Regions from separate parts of the Homo sapiens genome. Here region 2 is linked to region 1. The links are chromatin loops, found by intact Hi-C in ENCODE. Cell type or tissue: chondrocyte. All regions are shown on one strand. Each heading gives the region's core, and the rest is flanking DNA. Links, peaks and the distances in the headings are about the cores only.

What was found. Peaks named below come from ENCODE experiments on the same cell type or tissue, not always from the same donor. Only the 100,000 strongest peaks of a DNase experiment are listed, where the experiment ranks them.
Region 2: it touches region 1 in a loop (8-fold over the local background); 2 of 110 quality-filtered maps call a loop at or near these places.

What each region holds. Positions count from the first base shown.
Region 1 is chr1:85,302,088-85,312,135 of GRCh38, forward strand. No RefSeq gene overlaps it. Among named protein-coding and RNA genes, the nearest start is that of BCL10, 30 kb to the left of the region's middle. RefSeq lists an enhancer at 6,099-6,599. In chondrocyte, for the core only: a CTCF peak has its summit at 6,250 (motif pointing right); a DNase peak (open chromatin) is centred at 6,204.
Region 2 is chr1:86,681,838-86,691,885 of GRCh38, forward strand. All of the region lies in intron 4 of CLCA4-AS1 (CLCA4 antisense RNA 1), which reads right to left. Among named protein-coding and RNA genes, the nearest start is that of CLCA4-AS1, 18 kb to the right of the region's middle. RefSeq lists an enhancer at 2,389-3,036. In chondrocyte, for the core only: CTCF peaks have their summits at 5,955 (motif pointing left) and 6,155; no DNase peak of the experiment used is centred there.

The DNA of each region.
Region 1 (10,048 bases), core at 1,476-9,475:
CCCCACATCACGCTCGTGGTCACCGTCATCATTGTCATACACACTGGTTTTCTGATAAAAAGCTTTCAGACACAGTTCCCTAATAGGCAGGGTTTCCTAGGTATTTTACTTCCCATTCCTACCCCTTCTATCACTCCTCTCCCAACCCCCAGGCACAGGGCTGGTTCCCCTGCCTTCCAGTCTTTCCCTTTCCTGGGTCCTCAGGTCACTCACTGCCCAGTTCCAATCTGCCCAAGGTCAAGGAGGGTTTGGGAGACAGCAGCCACTGCACTCCAAATGGCAGTGGGTAGTATGAGCACCTGTGTCCAGGCTCCAACAAGGAAAGCCTTCTGATCTGATCTCTGCATCCACTTTCCAGCCAGCAGCATGTGCAGGGGTTTGCAGCAGCCTGGACTCTGAATTGTGCCACCTCAGAGTAAGGGCAGCCCCACTCATCCTTCAGCAGATGGGAAGGAGGGGAGTGGAGGCCTAAGGAGCAAGGTTGGTTTGTAGCTGAGGACAATTCTGGCAGGGGGAAATCCATTTTCATTCCAACCCTGGATTGTGGTATTACTGTGTCTCTGCTTCCATCTTCAAGTAGCTCCTAGCTGTTGCATCCTGGCTGTGCTCCCCATGGCCTACCCACTCTTTGAGGGGGAGGCTAGGAGGTATGCAGAGGCTGTGATTGTGAGAAAAGCCTGGGACAGTACATGAGCTCATTCCGGATGGGGAGAGAGACTATAATCTTTTCTCAATAAAGTTTTGTTGCATGAATGAATGAGTGGTGAAAGAAGGCAGTTCCATTTAGTCAGTCTTCCTAAATCAGTTTTTCCAAATCCATGGGCTTTTTGACGTACTCAAACTCCCCGTTTGCTACAGTTTGGGAAGTGGCCCGGGGATGCCGAGAGAGAGAGAGAGAGAGAGAGAGAGAGAGAGAGAGAGAAAGAGAGGTCTGTTTTTTAAAGAGCCTTTGCAGTCCCTGGGTTTTCAGAGGGATGTTCCATGAAGAAACTGGCCAAGCAGGGCCAACACTTGTCTTTCCTTTAGAGTGTCTAACTCTTGGTGTTTGCTGCCAGAACTGTTGTTGTTTTGAAGACCTCAAAATGTACAATTCTTATTATTCATTCAGTCAATATTCAAATCAATATTTATTGAGCTCCTTCTGTGTGCCAGGCCATGTGATGGTGAGCAAGCCAGGATACAACGGTGAGAAAGCTGGGTCTTGTTTTTCCCAGGAATGAGCTGTCCCACGGTTGCACACTGGATCTTTGGCCAGATCAAGCTCAGGCCAGTCCTCTGCATTGGCCTGAACTTGATCCCAGCAATCTGGGGATGAGAGAGGGTCTCTCTGCCCTTTCTCATGGGAGTGGCTCACCTCCCCTTGCACCTCAGCCCAGAAATTGCATCTGAGCCTCAGAATTTTATGTTTTTTTCCCCTGAAACCCTGAAAACCAGTCCCATGTCCTCTCAGAGAAGCCCTCAAGATTTCTCTGGATTTGGTAACATGCTGACTGGGATTCTAGCCAGAGGATTCTCATTCTTGGACCTGGATTTTAGACTCATTTTGGACAATTGGCAAATGGGCACGTGTTATGCTGCTTTAATGCAAAGAGCAAACAATATCGATGTTTATAAAATCCTAAAGGAAAAACTCCAAGATATGTGAGCATCCCAGGGTGAGGGGAACTGGGAAGCCTGGTTCCTTGTGGTTTCGCCAACCCCATGGGATTGCCTTTGTCTTCCTGGCTGAAGCTGCTTTACCAGGACCAGGTCTGGGTTTCTGCATATTGGGAGATAGGAAATGAGAGGAAGGGCATGTGGCTTCTGTTTTAAGGATGTGTCCTATAAACTGTTCATGTCATTTCCGTTCACATCTCATTGGCTAGAACTTACTCCTGTGACTATAAATTAGCTTTAAGGGAGGCTGGGAAATGTAGTCTTCAGCTGAGTGGCCAAGTGCATGGTAAAATTTCAAGAACCTATTACTAAAAGGAAGAAGGGGAGAGTGGATATAGCTGGACAATGACCAATTTTGATCACACACTCCTTTAGCCCCTTTTCACATGGCCCAGACTGTTGTGTCCTTACATTATTGGCCTTCAGACCTCATACCTCATTCCCATGTTCCCTGACCTGGTGGCTCTCTCTGGAGTCCTAGACCTGGGCTACTTTGGATTGTTCCTTTTTTTCCCTCTCCCTCTAACTCCTTGTAAGTAACTTGCTTAGGGAGGGGCCCTTCTGAGGGGAGGGGGTGTCACCAAAAGAGAAATAAGATGTTGACAGCCAAGGCCAGGGACATCAAGGCCAGACCCACTTACTCTATAGATCTCTGCAGGCCCCCTCTTTACTTCAGCTGAGTGTGGATGAATAAAACCAAGCATGGTGACGCTGCTGAGACACTTCAGGTCTCATGGTCAGGAGGGACAGCATCTGTGGATGAGCACTTGAGGGAGGGTCTAAGTATACGCTGGCATCTCTGCCCACCAGGAACCATGATTTCATCTTCCTCATCTTTTTCCTCTTCCTGCTTCACTTCCTCACCTGCAGCCTCTCCAACATCACTGTAATCATTACAACTGTTAGAACTGTACCATTGAGCACCACCAGGGCCAGATATCCCACATGCATCTTCTGTTTTTAGCCCCGACTCCAATCCCAGGAGGTAGGTATTATTGTCTCTATCTTTTGAGAAACTGAAGCACAGAATGGTAAGGACCTACTTCATACTGTTGTTGTAAGGATTAAATGGGATAATTCACATAAAAACATCTGGCTCAGTGCCTGGCAAACAGAAAGTACTCAATAACTATATTAGCCTTTATTGCTGTAACAGAGAAGAAAACCAAGGTTTAGAGAGGAATGGAGATTTGTCAGTGTTGGCTCCAGAATTCACATAGAGGAGGGGTTTATCGTGGTGACGGGGTGGTGGGGGCACTGCTCAGGGAATTGCCTTGATGCTGTGTTTGCATGAAAAGCACACATATTAACTTAGATTGTGATAAAAAATACCAAAAAATTCTCATATGGTTATATTTATACTTTACATAAGTGTGAGAACTGTCCATCACGATAATGATTATTATCATCACTTGGGACAGCTTGGGAACTCATGGAGGTCACAGCTGTTTAACATCCCTCCAAGCTTCCCTTTGGTGCTACCACAGTAATGGGCCAAGCAAGTAAATGACAGAGCCAGGATTTGAGAGCAGCTCTGATTCTAGGTCCCACATCTTCATTGCTACCCAGTACGGTCTCTGTGAGCTGGCAGAAAACTTGGCTAACCAGAGGTTTGCTTTTCCCTCCCACCTGAGGAGCTGGGGGTTGCTGTGCTCCCTAAGCTTCTGTGAAAGCTCTGTACCTACCCAACAGCTTCTCTTCACTTGCCTGTGACTCTCCGTGGGGCCTTCGTTATTTTATTTTATTTTATTTTTTTGAGACAGAATCTCGCTCTGTCACCCAGGCTGGAGTGCAGTGGCGCGATCTTGGCTTACTGCAACGTCTGCCTCCAGGGTTCAAGCGATTCCTCTACCTCAGCCTCCCAAGTAGCTGGGACTACAGGCACGCACCACCACGCCTGGCTAATTTTTTGTATTTTAGTAGAGACGGGGTTTCACCATGTTGGCCAGGATGGTCTTGCTCTTCTGACCATATGATCTGCCCACCTCAGCCTCCCAAAGTGCTGGAATTACAGGCATGAACTACCGCACCTGGCCCATTGTTAATATTTTTACAAGCAAAACTGAGGCACAGAAACCCAAAAGGTAGATTTCTCTTTCTTGCATTTTCTGAGCAGCAGAGACTTTTTAGTAGGTAAGTACAATTAAGTCGAGCCGGATCTCTTCACTCTGCTCCAGATTGTTCTGGAAACCTGTCTCCCAGCATTAGGGCAGCTCTCCAGTCAGCCCAGCAGGCTTGCTAGGTGTGACAGAGTCCACCTAATCAGAACTTTTTTTTTCTTGTTTTTACCTCCAGTAGGAAGAAATCAGAACTTTCATCCTCCCCTGGAAGGGCCCAAGGTGCTGTCATAGTCTCCTGACAGACAGCAGTAATTGTACAGCCTTCCTGGCTTTCCCCCCAAGGAGTCCTATTGGTTTTGACAGTTTCTGGATAACTGTGGTGACAGGCAGCAAGATTGGAATTTTACAAAGGTTTCTCAAATCTGTTTGAAGAGAATATCAGGATACCAGTTTGTAAAAGCCTGTCTCTGATCCTGACCACAGGTAAGAGTAACTCTTAGTTAGCTCCAAATGAGAATCTGAGCCCGCCCCATCTCTGGGGAGACAGCTGGCTGGCTTCATTCTCTCCCTCACTGATGGGTCTATTCATCTCTGGGTCACCAAATATTTACTGAGCACCAACTATGTGTCAAACATCATACTTAGCACTGGGGATGCAGTGACCTACTTGGCTCCTAACTCTAGGAGCTCACTGTCCTCTATAAAGGACATAGATGTATAATGAGACAACTACTATATGGCTTGGTGCAATCTCGGCTCACTGCAACCTCCGCCTCCCGGATTCAAGTGATCCACCTGCCTCAGCCTCCCAACTAACTGAGATTACAAGTGTGCACCACCATGGCCGACTGCTTTTTGCATTTTTAGTAGAGACAGGGTTTCGCCATGTTGCTAGGCTGGTCTCGAACTCCTGACCTCAAGTGATCCACCTGCCTTGGCCTCCCAAAGTGCTGAGATTACAGGCATGAGCCACTGTGCCTGGCCTGTATTTTCTTTATATTGGACCCAGGTATGTGCATTTGTTCATTTGTCCATTTTTGCAGTTTTAAAACATCCTGAGCACTTACCATTTCCTGTGTTAGTTCTTGTGCTAGATACCAGGATCTTGTGCTAGAAAAGGCTGTTTCTGCCCTCAGCCTCTACTGTCTAGTGGGAGAGCAGCCTGGCACAAGCAACCAGAAGGTAGCGTGGCCGACAGGTGCTGCTACTGCCAACTGGGAGGGCAATTGCATGTGTGCACTTGACTGGGCCATGGGGTGCCCAGATACTTGATTAAGGTGATTTTGTGTGTGTCTATGAGGGTGTTTCTGGTTAAGATCACCTGTGAATGAGTGGACTGAGGAAAACAGAGCCCTCCCACTCCCAGTGTGAGTGGACTTTATTGTCTGTTGAAGGCCTGAATAGACTGAGAGGCTGAGTAAGGATGGATTTTCTTTCTCTGCCTGGCTGCCTTTGGGCTGAGACATTGGTCTTCCTCTGCAATCAGATTTGAACTGGAACTTACACCATCATCTCTCCTGGATCTGCAGTGTGTTGACGGCAGATCTGGGACTTGTCAACCTCTATAATCCCATGAGCCAATTCCTTATATTAAGTCATATATATTGCATATATAGTAATTCATATATATGAGATATATATTTTTTCTATTGGTTCTGGTTCTGTTTCTCTGGAGAACTCAGAGTAATACACTAAGCAATGGTGGGAGTCCGTGGGAGCCCTGAAATGTCTTGCGAATTGAACAAGAGTGCACTTGCAAATTCTTTACGCATTTGAAGCCTAGACTAGGGCAATGAGGACTGAGTAAGACTGCAGAAGGGTCTAGCTGGCCTCCTCCCCACCCCTCTCCTCTCTCCTCCTCTGTCCTCTGCTTCCCTCCCTTCCTTTCTCCTTCCCTCCTCTCCCCTCACTTCCCCTCGCTTCCCTTCCCTTGTCCTCCCCTCCCCATTGCCGTTCCTCCCTTTCTTCTCCCTTTCTCTCCCCTTGCCTTCCATGCCTACTGTAGGCTCTCATTATTCTTAGATTCTTTCTTTTCCCCTGAAACACCTGCTACCAGGTAAGGGTCAGATGAACGTATTTCACACTAAGATATAAATAACTAATTAGAGTGTTGCTACCCATACCTCAACCCTAGAGCTTGGTGATTTTTTTTTTTTCCAAAAAGGGAACAATCCCTTAGCTAAAGAGCCGCTGCTCCAGGGGAGGAAACGTAGGCTTGGGCCCAGAGATAGGTGGCAGCAGGGGTTTCTGGCCACGAAGCCTTCAGGCCTTCCCAGGTCCCAGCGTGTGTGGATCTTAAAACACCCCCTGCCAAGGGCTTTGATTCCAATTTTGGTTTCAGCTAATTGGTTTCAGCTGAGGTGGGAGAGGCCACGCCTCAGGATCTGCCTAGGCCAGGACTGGGAATGGGTCTCCCAGGTGACTCCGCGGGCCCATAGGCAGGCAGATCCTGGGAAGACGCCCTTTACTCAGTAAGGAGGGCCCAGGCGTCCAAAGCCCACCAGGGGGCAGCGGCGGCATTCTTAGCCCCACTTCTCCGCGCTCAAAGGCCGGCTGAGAAAACGCGAGTGACTACCCGAGGGCGCTGTTACTCCACAATTTTTCTGCAAAAGCTAAGGTCGGCAAACATGGATATTCGGATTTCCATTGTTTTTGAGGCTAAATCAAAAGATGCCTCTGGGGAAAAGGGGCAACATGCACTGTCGGATCGGCATTCATATGGAAAAACAGAGGTAGGAAACATTTTATACATTTTGAAGATACTTTGATGTGCAGTAATTTTGAAACTTTCGTAGGGCACCTGTTTTTCAATGGGCGGTGTAGAGTAATGCTGCCAAACACAGAGTTTGAGCCCTAGTACCACACCCACTAGCGGTGTGACTTTTCCTGGTGACTGAGTCTCTCTGGGCCTCAGTTTTGCATAGGGGACTTGTTCCGCCCCTCCTTGTCCTAGGTGTAAATGCTGCGTTGGTGTTGCACTCATAGGCTCACCTGGCCAAGGACCAGCTTCTGTCTATATTACTCTCAAACTTGCCACTTGGAGCATATTTCATTCTCATCCCCTTTGCCTTCACACTGCTATTCACCCCAGTTCAGAAGGGCAGAGCAATGGCCAAAATGTAAGACTGGGGTTGGGACTGTGAGAAGAAAGGAACAATTGCCAGTTAGCAAATTATTATAATGGCCACGTGGGCTCCAGGGCTGACATAATGAGGAGCTTGGTATGTGTGGTAATTACACACACTTGAGTTGAGTCTTAGGAAAACATATAAAAGAAACGTTATTTTCTTTTTTTCTAAAGGCTATGAAGGTAAGAAGCATTCCATAAGCAATTATTATGCAGCACTATTTCAAGGGTTGGGCTCTGTCAATGAGTTTTAACCACTAAAGAAAAGGAATTCTAATTGGGGGCGAAGGTAGTTTTAGGAATGGCAGCTTCGGAGTTTTGTACTGACAGGTGCTGGTGAAAAGCTGATTAATCCCATTCAATACTATAATAGGCTACATTTGTATAGCACTGCATAGAGTACCAAGTACTTTTATATAAATCCTCTCATTTGATGTTCCCAACCACCCTTTGAGATATGAAGAGGACAAAGAGAATTATTGCTGTCATTTTAAAAACCAGCTTTATTGAGATATAATTCATATACCAAACACTTCACCCATTTAAAATGTGCAATTCAATGATTTTATGCACGTTCACAGATATATGCAACGATAACCACATCAATTTTCATCACCACAAAAAGAACCCTCTACCCTTAGTTATCACTCCCTTTTCCTCCCTCTCCTCCCTCCTTGCACCCTCCCCTCCAAAGCAATCACTATTCTATTTTCTGTCTCTACAGATTTACTTATCCTGGACATTTCATATAATATGTGGTCTTTTGTGACTGGCTTCTTTCACTTAGCATAATGTTTTCAAGGTTTATTCATGTTGAAGCATGTTCAGTACTTCATTCCTTTTTACACCTGAATAATATCCCGTTGTATGGATATTTTTGTTCATCTCTTCATCAGTTGGCATCCATTTCATTTATCCATTCATTAGTTGGTATACACGGGTTGTTTGCACCCTTTGGTTATTTTAAATAATTGCTGTAAACATTCATGTACAAGCCTTGGTGGGGGCATATGCTTTCATTTCTCTTAGGTATATTCCAGGGAGTGGAATTGCTGGATCATATGGTAACTCAATGTGTAGGTGTTTGAGGAACTGCCAGAGTGTTTTCCACAGTGGCTACATTTGACATTCTCATTAGGAGGGTATGATTTCTCCACCTCCTTACCAATGTTTGCTATTACCTGACTCTGATTCTAGCCATTCTAGTGGGTATGACGTGATATCTCATTGTGATTTTGATGTGCACATCCCCGATGACTGATGATGTCAAACATCTTTCTCATGTGGCTGTTGGCCATTTGTATATCTTCTTTGGAAAAATGTCTCTGATCCTTTGCCTGTTTTCAAACTGTCTTTTCTATTATCAAGCTGTAAGAGTTCATTATGTATTTTAGATAGAAGTCCCTTATCAGATATATAATTTGCAAATGTTTTCTCTGGTTCAGTGGGTTATCTTTTCAGTTGTTTGTTTTTTAAGAGATGGGATCTCACTTTGTCACCCAGGCTGGAGTGCAATGGTGAGATCATAGCTTACTGCAGCCTCGAACTCCTGGGCTCAAGGGATCCTCCTGCCTCACCCTCCCGAGAAGCTGAGACTATAGGTGTGCACTACCGTGCCTGTCTTTCCTTTTCTTGACAGTGTCTTTTGAAGCACAAGTTTTAAATTTTGATGTTGTTCAATTTAGTTTTTCTTTTGTTGCTTGTGCTTTTGGTGTCATATGTAAGTGGCAATTCTGAGGTTATGAAAATTTATCACTAAGTTTTCTTCTGAGTTTTATATTTTAGCTCTTATATTTAGGTCTTTGATTCATTTTGAGTTACTTTTTGTATATGGTGTGAAGAAAGGATCCAACTTCATTCATTCTTTTGCTGGATATGTGGGTATCCAGTTGTCCCAGCAGCAGTTGAGAAGACTGTCCTTTCCCCTCTGAATAGTCGTGGTACCCTTGTTGAAAATCAGTTGACCATAGAGACATGGACTTATTTCTGGACTTTCAATTCTATTCCATTCATCTATATGTTTATCTTTACGCCAGTACTGCATGGTCTTGATTACTGTTGCTTTTAAAGTTTTGAAATTGGGAGTGCGAGTCCCCCAAGCTTATTCTTCTTTTCAATATTGTTTTGGCTATTTGAGGCCCCTTGTAATTCCATGTGAAATTTAGAATCAGCCTGTCAGTTTCTACAAAGCAGCCAGCTGGGATTCTAATTGGGCTTGCATTTAATCGGTTTATCAACTTGAGGAGTGTTGTCATCCTAACAATATTAAGTCTTCTAATACATGAACATAAGCAGTTTTTCCATCTATTTAGATATTTAACTTCTTTCAACAATGTTTTGTAATTATCGGAGAATAAGTTTTGGACTTTTACTAAATTTATTGCTAAGTGTTTTATTCTTTCGGATGCAATTATAAATGGAATTGTTTTCTTAATCTTATTTTTGGATTTGTTCACTGCAAATGTGTAGAAACACAATTTTTAATATATTGATCTTTTATCTTAAAATCTTGCTGAATTCTTTTTTTTTTTTTTTGAGATGAGGTCTCACTCTGTCACCCAGATTGGAGTGCAGTGGTGTGATCTCGGCTCACTGCAACCTCTGCCTCTTGGGCTGAAGCCATCCTCCCACCTCAGCCCCCCAAATAGCTTGGACCACAGGCGTGCGCCATCATGCCAGGCTAATTTTTTGTATTTTTAGTAGAGATGGGGTTTCACTATGTTGCCCAGGCTGGTCTCGAAACCTGAGCTCAGATGATCCGCTCACCTCGGCCTCCCAAAGTGCTGGGATTATAGGCGTGAGCCACCGTGCCCAGCCTCATTTATTAATTTTAATATATTTTTAGTGGATTTCTTAGGATTTTCCATATAGACAAGCATGTTAAATAGAGATAGTTTTACCTCTTCCTCTCTGATCTGGATGCCTACAATTTAGCCTTTACCTCCAAGGAATCTACCAATTTCCTCTCTATTGCCTTTCACCACAACCACAACTGTTTTTGAGAGCACACTTAGACTTGAACTTCACACTCTGTTGCAAATGAAGTCAGTTCTCTAGGGAGGGATTCAGAGCTCTTCCTTCCACGGCCTGATTGTGCCCCTGGGGAAAATCTCTGAGCCATCCTCTGCGGGATTGAGGGCAGGGAAAATATGGTTCACTTCTCTCTGAATGACAACCTTGTTTTTGTTTCTCAGTGCCAGGTAGA
Region 2 (10,048 bases), core at 1,184-9,183, 1.4 Mb after region 1:
TCCATTTCTTCTAGATTTTCTAGTTTATTTGCGTAGAGGTGTTTGTAGTATTCTCTGATGGTAGTTTGTATTTCTGTGGGATCGGTGGTGATATCCCCTTTATCATTTTTTATTGCATCTATTTGATTCTTCTCTCTTTTCTTCTTTATTAGTCTTGCTAGCGGTCTATCAATTTTGTTGATCCTTTCAAAAAACCAGCTCCTGGATTCATTGATTTTTTGAAGGGTTTTTTGTGTCTCTATTTCCTTCAGTTCTGCTCTGATTTTAGTTATTTCTTGCCTTCTGCTAGCTTTTGAATGTGTTTGCTCTTGCTTTTCTAGTTCTTTTAATTGTGATGTTAGGGTGTCAATTTTGGATCTTTCCTGCTTTCTCTTGTAGGCATTTAGTGCTATAAATTTCCCTCTACACACTGCTTTGAATGCGTCCCAGAGATTCTGGTATGTGGTGTCTTTGTTCTCGTTGGTTTCAAAGAACATCTTTATTTCTGCCTTCATTTCGTTATGTACCCAGTAGTCATTCAGGAGCAGGTTGTTCAGTTTCCATGTAGTTGAGCGGCTTTGAGTGAGATTCTTAATCCTGAGTTCTAGTTTGATTGCACTGTGGTCTGAGAGATAGTTTGTTATAATTTCTGTTCTTTTACATTTGCTGAGGAGAGCTTTACTTCCAACTATGTGGTCAATTTTGGAATAGGTGTGGTGTGGTGCTGAAAAAAATGTATATTCTGTTGATTTGGGGTGGAGAGTTCTGTAGATGTCTATTAGGTCTGCTTGGTGCAGAGCTGAGTTCAATTCCTGGGTATCCTTGTTGACTTTCTGTCTCGTTGATCTGTCTAATATTGACAGTGGGGTGTTAAAGTCTCCCATTATTAATGTGTGGGAGTCTAAGTCTCTTTGTAGGTCACTCAGGACTTGCTTTATGAATCTGGGTGCTCCTGTATTGGGTGCATAAATATTTAGGATAGTTAGCTCCTCTTGTTGAATTGATCCCTTTACCATTATGTAATGGCCTTCTTTGTCTCTTTTGATCTTTGTTGGTTTAAAGTCTGTTTTATCAGAGACTAGGATTGCAACCCCTGCCTTTTTTTGTTTTCCATTTGCTTGGTAGATCTTCCTCCATCCTTTTATTTTGAGCCTATGTGTGTCTCTGCACGTGAGATGGGTTTCCTGAATACAGCACACTGATGGGTCTTGACTCTTTATCCAACTTGCCAGTCTGTGTCTTTTAATTGCAGAATTTAGTCCATTTATATTTAAAGTTAATATTGTTATGTGTGAATTTGATCCTGTCATTATGATGTTAGCTGGTGATTTTGCTCATTAGTTGATGCAGTTTCTTCCTAGTCTCGATGGTCTTTACATTTTGGCATGATTTTGCAGCGGCTGGTACCGGTTGTTCCTTTCCATGTTTAGTGCTTCCTTCAGGAGCTCTTTTAGGGTAGGCCTGGTGGTGACAAAATCTCTCAGCATTTGCTTGTCTGTAAAGTATTTTCTTTCTCCTTCACTTATGAAGCTTAGTTTGGCTGGAAATGAAATTCTGGGTTGAAAATTCTTTTCTTTAAGAATGTTGAATATTGGCCCCCACTCTCTTCTGGCTTGTAGGGTTTCTGCCGAGAGATCTGCTGTTAGTCTGATAGGCTTCCCTTTGAGGGTAACCCGACCTTTCTCTCTGGCTGCCCTTAACATTTTTTCCTTCATTTCAACTTTGGTGAATCTGACAATTATGTGTCTTGGAGTTGCTCTTCTCGAGGAGTATCTTTGTGGCGTTCTCTGTATTTCCTGAATCTGAACGTTGGCCTGCCTTGCTAGATTGGGGAAGTTCTCCTGGATAATATCCTGCAGAGTGTTTTCCAACTTGGTTCCATTCTCCACATCACTTTCAGGTACACCAATCAGACGTAGATTTGGTCTTTTCACATAGTCCCATATTTCTTGGAGGCTTTGCTCATTTCTTTTTATTCTTTTTTCTCTAAACTTCCCTTCTCGCTTCATTTCATTCATTTCATCTTCCATTGCTGATACCCTTTCTTCCAGTTGATCGCATCGGCTCCTGAGGCTTCTGCATTCTTCACGTAGTTCTCGAGCCTTGGTTTTCAGCTCCATCAGCTCCTTTAAGCACTTCTCTGTATTGGTTATTCTAGTTATACATTCTTCTAAATTTTTTTCAAAGTTTTCAACTTCTTTGCCTTTGGTTTGAATGTCCTCCCGTAGCTCAGAGTAATTTGATCGTCTGAAGCCTTCTTCTCTCAGCTCGTCAAAATCATTCTCCATCCAGCTTTGTTCTGTTGCTGGTGAGGAACTGCGTTCCTTTGGAGGAGGAGAGGCGCTCTGCGTTTTAGAGTTTCCAGTTTTTCTGTTCTGTTTTTTCCCCATCTTTGTGGTTTTATCTACTTTTGGTCTTTGATGATGGTGATGTACAGATGGGTTTTCGGTGTAGATGTCCTTTCTGGTTGTTAGTTTTCCTTCTAACAGACAGGACCCTCAGCTGCAGGTCTGTTGGAATACCCTGCTGTGTGAGGTGTCAGTGTGCCCCTGCTGGGGGGTGCCTCCCAGTTAGGCTGCTCGGGGGTCAGGGGTCAGGGACCCACTTGAGGAGGCAGTCTGCCCGTTCTCAGATCTCCAGCTGCGTGCTGGGAGAACCACTGCTCTCTTCAAAGCTGTCAGACAGGGACACTTAAGTCTGCAGAGGTTACTGCTGCCTTTTTGTTTGTCTGTGCCCTGCCCCCAGAGGTGGAGCCTACAGAGGCAGGCAGGCCTCCTTGAGCTGTGGTGGGCTCCACCCAGTTCGAGCTTCCCGGCTGCTTTGTTTACCTAAGCAAGCCTGGGCAATGGCGGGCGCCCCTCCCCCAGCCTCGTTGCCGCCTTGCAGTTTGATCTCAGACTGCTGTGCTAGCAATCAGCGAGATTCCGTGGGCGTAGGACCCTCTGAGCCAGGTGTGGGATATAGTCTCATGGTGCGCCGTTTCTTAAACCGGTCTGAAAAGCGCAATATTCGGGTGGGAGTGACCCGATTTTCCAGGTGCGTCCATCACCCCTTTCTTTGACTCGGAAAGGGAACTCCCTGACCCCTTGCGCTTCCCAGGTGAGGCAATGCCTCGCCCTGCTTCGGCTCGCGCACGGTGCGCACACCCACTGGCCTGCGCCCACTGTCTGGCACTCCCTAGTGAGATGAACCCGGTACCTCAGATGGAAATGCAGAAATCACCCGTCTTCTGCGTCGCTCACGCTGGGAGCTGTAGACCGGAGCTGTTCCTATTCGGCCATCTTGGCTCCTCCCCTCACTATAGCATATTTTTAAGAGTGAAGACTGGAACAATCTAAGCATCCAGCAATAAGGAAATTGACAAATAAAATGTGGTATATTCATGTGATGGACTTCTATAAAACAGCTAAAAGAAATGAATTCTGGCCGGGCGCAGTGACTCACACCTGTAATCCTAGCACTTTTGGGAGGATCACCTGAGGTCGGGAGTTCGAGACCAGCCTGACCAACATGGAGAAACCCTGTCTCTATTAAAAGTACAAAATTAGCCAGGCATGGTGGCACGTGCCTGTAATCCCAGCTACTCTGGAGGCTGAGGCAAGAGAATCGCTTGAACCCGGGAGGCGGAGGTTGCGGTGAGCCGAGATTGCGCCATTGCACTCCAGCCTGGGCAACAAGAGCAAAACTCTGTCTCAAAAAAAAAAAAAAAAAAAAAAGGAATTTCATCTAATCTATATTAAACAGATTTGAAATATATAATACTGTGTAAAAAAATTACAAAATGATAGGTACAATATGCTATCATGTACATAAATTACAGCATAAGATATACTATATTTGTCTGTAAATATAAATAAGTAAAAGTATTTTTAAAACTGGGCAGGAAATACATTAAACTCTTCCTAGGGGAGGTTTTGAGTGAAGGGCAGAAAGGTGAATGAGACTGAGAGTGTTGATTTAGTTACCTAGATCTTAAGCTTAAACAATAATGTTTTAGCCCTTAAAAAAACTAAGTTATGATTTTAAAAATTGTTATTCCTATATGAGAAGAATGAAAGTTTTTGTTACACTATTATCTATATTTTTCTGGGTTTTTTAAATGTCTTAAATGTAAAAGAAAAATATATTTCACTCCAGCCCCATTAAATAAATTTACAAATATTTTCAAAATATAAATTGAATCAGGGACATTAGCTATTGTGCCCACATATCTCGATGCAGTTCTGAATACTTACAGGTGCATACTGTATAGTAAAAATGAGGAAATTAGCCTATGACATGGCTCTAACAAGAGTAGTATATATACTTTCCTTAGTAGGCAGATGCTTGAGCAAATTGTAATATGATTTGAGCTATATTTTTAGAAGTATTCATCTTGAAAACTTGTGTAAAGGAAAGTGAAATGGAGAGATAATTTTGGAGGCTATTAAAGGAGTCTAGGCCAGAAGTAATATGTTAGCATTAATAAATGATAACAAGTAATAAACATGGAAGGAAAAGAATGAATCTGTTTTCTCTCTCAACCTCCTTTACTATCATATCAAAGCACCAATGCTACTTTAAAAATGTTGATTAAGTGCAAGATATATTATCTTAATTCTTAACTCTTCCATGGAAATGTTCTCATTAATTTTGAGAATTAAACAATTAGTCTTTGTAAACTGTCCATAGATAAATTTTAAGCCATTCAAGTATGAATTTGACATTGCTATTTTGTATATTCATCTACCATGACCAAAATATGAGAGGTTTGTAACCCATAGTATTTACAAAATTAATATCTTCTGCTCTTAGATTTAGACATTTATAACAAAAATTTTTAAAACAAGATATATTGAACTATAACTTATCACATGCCAATCACTGTAGTAGCATTTTCTGTATATTTTTCTATTTAATCTTTACTTCAGCATAGCAAGGTAGACATTGTATTATAACCCCAATTAACTGGGACCTGAGCCTCAGAGATGTGAAATACCTTGCCCAAGTTCAGACTGAAGCTAGTAAATGGTGATGCTGAGATACAAACCAAGATCTAATTCCAAATTGTATGCTCTTTCCACTACCATCCTAATCTCTTCCGCTAACCAACATCATTTATTTATCTCATAAATGAAATCCCAAGTTCCACGTGCCGTGAATGTTGACAAGACTATTGTTATTAAAACATCTTTATGTTTTAATACACAGGAAGGGGAACATCACACACTGGGGCCTGTTGTGGGGTGGGAGGAGGGGGGAGGGATAGCATTAGGAGATATACCTAATGTAAATGATGAGTTAATGGGTGCAGCACACCAACATGGCACATATATACATATGTAACAAACCTGCACACTGTGCACTTGTACCCTAAAACTTAAAGTATAATTAAAAAACAAATAAATAAAAAATAAAAAATAAAAAATCTTTATGTTTTCAAAATAGGGAGTTACTTTTATTTAAAATGTTTTTATAAATAATTTTGATAGGTTATACTACCTCTTTTAGAGCCTTTAGGAACAGCTATTTAACTTTTTTAAACCCTAGTTTTCAAAAGGAGGTTAATAATACTATTTATCTCACAAAACTTTTATTAATGAAGACACTTTTAATTACTATCATAACTTACTAATGGAGATTAAATGAGATAAAACATATAAAGTGTTTATCAAAGTGTCTGATATATAGTTGGTGTTCAATAAATATTAGCAGTTATTATTTTTTATTATATTTTATAAGTATTTTATTATTGGGACAGTGCAAGTCTTTGGTAAGAAACCCAAAATATCTATAACCTTCCACAGCACAAGAGGATTATATCCTGGGTACTCAATATACAATCATGGAGCATCCATAATCTTAATTTCAAAGGTATCTACAAAAACATTACCTCTCTTCATCAAATTAACAACATGAGAATCATCTAACCAGTCAACTGAACACTGGAATCATACACAGTACTTTAATTTTATAACAAATTTTTAGGTTAGTCTGACATCTAGTGGAATTATCATAGTCATTCAAAAGATTTAAAATACATACTTTAAAAAAAGACTAACAACATTCTATTAAGTAAAAGACCAATATCTAATGTAATCTTTAAAATAAAAAAGGAAAATAAATTTGAGTAGTGCCTATGTGTCAGGTACTGTGCGAAAAGCTTCCACATACCTTATCTCACTCATTTGTTCAGAGTATTTAGTGCCTGCTATGTGCTAGGCTTGTATTATATAAAACATTTTTAAAAGCAGATATGATTTCTGACCTTTTTGAGCTTATAGATTAGTAGGGATTAAATTACACAAATTATTATATAAATGAATATAAATTGTGTTTAGAGACATGAAGGACTTACAAGGGAATCCCTAATTTAGTACGGAGTTTAGGAAGGGCTTCTCTGAGAAAGTGATGAGCCAACTCCTAAATAATGAGCAGCAAGAGAGATTTAAGGCAGCAGGAAAAGCATGAGTGAAGGTGCTGAGGTGGGAAAAGTTTTGTTATCTAAAGGAATTTAAATAAGGGCAGTGTGGTTACAGTTGTGAGTAAGGGAGACAGCTATACCAGATGAGTCGAGGAAGGTAGGTGGCAGGCTAAACAGGGCCTGGTGAAAGGGTTGGCCATATTGGGGATTCATGATTTTATCACTTTATGATAGGTATAATAGAAATCATTTGAAGTACAGTCATCCCTTAGTATCCACAGGGGACTGGTTCTAGGATGCCACTCTTCCCCCTTGAATGCTCAAACCCCTTATATAAAATGGCATAGTATTTATATACGCCATACCTATGCATATCCTCCTTTAAAGAGATGATACTTTAAATCATATCTAGATTACTTATAATACCTAATACAATGTAAGTGCTATATAGTTATTATACTGTGTTGGTTTTTATTTGTATTGTTTTTACTGTCATGTTTTTGTCTTTAATTATTCTTTTTTTCCACATATTTTCTATCCCTGGTTGGTTGAATCTGTGCTTTCAGAGCCCATGGATATGAAGGACCAATTGTAGTTAAACAAGGAGAGATAATGAGATACACGGTTTTTTAAAACACCCTGGCTCCTATGCAGAAACGAAATGGAAGAGGATGAACATGAATGTAGGGGGAAAAATTAGGACCATTTAGGAGAGTATTTCAATAGTCCCAACAACAGATGGTTTTGGCTCAGACTATCATGGTTGCTATCAGTAGATTCAGATCTGCTGAATATTGAATATTGGGAGGGAATTGAATTGAATTGAATACTGGGAGGGAGGTAAGGATGAGGAACCAGAGAGCATTGAAAATAGTCCCAGATTTTTATCTTGAACAACTGAGTCAATCGAAGTATTAAGATGAGTAAGAGTGGGAAATATTATCTTTGAGGATAAGATTAAGCTTTTTTTTTTTTTTTCAAGACAGCATCTTGCTCTGTTACCCAGGCTGCAGTGCAGTGGAGCAATCTCAGCTCACTGCAACCTCCACCTCCTGGGCCCGGCTAAGTTTGTATTTCTTGTACATATGGGGTTTCATCATGTTGCCCAGGCTGGTCTCAAACTCTTGCATTCAAGCAGCCTCCACCTGCCTCAGCCTCCCAAAGTACTGGCATGAGCCACCATGCCTGGCCCAAGCTTTTATTATCAAAGAATAACTGAGATATTTGGTTATTTATATGAAAATTTTTTTCACATATAGGGAAACACTCATTATACTGTTGTCAAGCAACAAGGGCAAATGCTTCACTTCTGAGAGAAAAAAAACTACAGTCTGGAAAGACTGAGTCTTGTTTGCACATTTTTCTTGGTAAACTGATTAGATGGCAGCAAAGAGGTCAGCCTAGGCAGTCTGTCCTTGTGAAGTTTGTCCAAGCGTAACAAAGAAGACAATTTCAATTGTATTTGATTATTCCCAAAACCTGCAAGTTTACTGAGGAGCATACTGGAATCGACTGTCTTAGGATTATGTCTATCAAGACCCTTCCATTCTCCAGCTTTGTTGAGCCAGGCCTGCATCATTTAACTCATCAGTATTTCTCAACTCCCTCCTTTTGGTCAAAACAAACTCCAAAAGATGCAAATTTTACAATCAAAGGTTCAGTACCTTTTGACTTAATATTATCCACCTGATATCAACTTAAAATAATCAATGTGAAATCTTTAGATTCCATTCATTGATCTAGGTGACTAGAGAAGCCAGGACAAACCATACAGGGCCTACAGGCCAGGATACAGATTTTGTTCTTTATCCTAAGACTAATGAGACATCACTAAAGGATTGAAATCAATAGAGTAATTTGATGAGAACCTTTATTTTAAATTTTCTAAAAAATTTTATGATAGTTATTAGACAATTGGAAAAGTGCTCTCTGGATATTTTCTAACATTAAGGAACTGTTGTTAATTTTATGTGTGATAATGATTTTGTGGTTATGTTTAACCAAACAAAAGAGTTCTTATCTTTTAAAGATTTACACGGAGAAATGTTAATAGATGAAATGAAAAGAAAATTGGAAGTCATCTGCGTATAAATAGATACATATAAATGGAGAAATTTTCTGTTTTAGAGTGAGAAGAGTTATGAAATGTATCTTGAGGAACTTTGTCAATTAAAGGCCAGAAAGATGGGGATGAGCAAAGAAACCAGACTATCTATTGAGAGGTAGGAGGAAAATCAGAGAAGTGTTGTCATGGAAACCAAAGAAAGAGAGGTTTCAAGAAGGAAATAATGCATACAAATTTAACGCATTAACACAGCACCTGGAATATGGCAAACATTCAACAAATATTGCGCTTATTATGAAGATGATTGAGAAACAAGTGGTACAGAATATCAAGTGATGGTAAGAGGTCAAGATAGTAATCACCAGTAATCTTAAAGAGAGTAATTTCTATGGAGTGGTAGGATAGGAGCAGAAACTACATTGGAGTGTTTCAAGGGTAATTGGGAGGTCCAGATATTGAGACAATAATTGGAGATAATTTTTTCAAGATGTTTCACTGGTACGGGAAGGAGATAAACAAGAAAGTGGCTGAAATAGGGTTGTGATAGTAAGTAGAAGCAATATTTGCGTTTGTGACAATTTGGGGGAGGAGAAGTTTAAAAATAAGAGAGACTGGCTGGGCGCGGTGGCTCACCCTTGTAATCCCAGCACTTTGGGAGGCTGAGGCAGGAGGATCACAAGGTCAGGAGATCGAGACCATCCTGGCTAACACGGTGAAACCCCGTCTCTACTAAAAATACAAAAAAATTAGCTGGGCATGGTGGTGGGCACCTGTAGTCCCAGCTACTCAGGAGGCTGAGGCAGGAGAATAGCGTGAATCCAGGAGGCAGAGCTTGCAGTAAGCCAAGATCGCGCCACTGCACTCCAGCCTGGGTGACAGAGCGAGACTCAGTCTCAAAAAGAAAAAAAAAAAATAGGAGAGACTGAAATGCCAGTAAAAATTCTGTAGAAAGGGAAAACATGAAAATATAAAAGGGAAAAGGGATAAACATATGTGTTTTAAGAAGGTGGGAGACATAGGATCCAGAACATACAGGGAAAGGACTGTTCTTTGATGGACAGAAAAACATCTCTTTTATTGTAACAGGAGAGAAGGAGAAATGATATGAGCAAATGTACGAAGGTTGAAAAGGTTCTGTTTTCATTCTCCCTTACCTGGGAAGATAGTTCTCTGGAGTGCCCTTTTAGTGTCCAAATCTGTGGAATTTCCTGTTCTTATTGTCTTGTGCAATATTTTATATTATAGATCATTACTTTTTAAAAACTCTCTCCTTTTTAAAATATATTTCAAGGAGACAAAACAGTCTAAAAATAATATAATAAATGCCCATGTATACTAGCTTAAAAGATACAAAGGAAGCGTCAATTCCTTTCTTTTTCTCTCATAAATAATCATTATTTTGAATTAGATGTTTATAATTCCCATGCTTGTTTTTATACTTGTATTAATTACATGTATCATATATGTATCAATAGTATATAATATACATGAATATAGATATAATAAATATATATATATCTTTAAGCGATGTAGAATATTGGCTGAACTATTTCAGTTTTCAGTGCCAGTTAGTCTGTAAGAGGTAAATTTTTTCAGTCTGA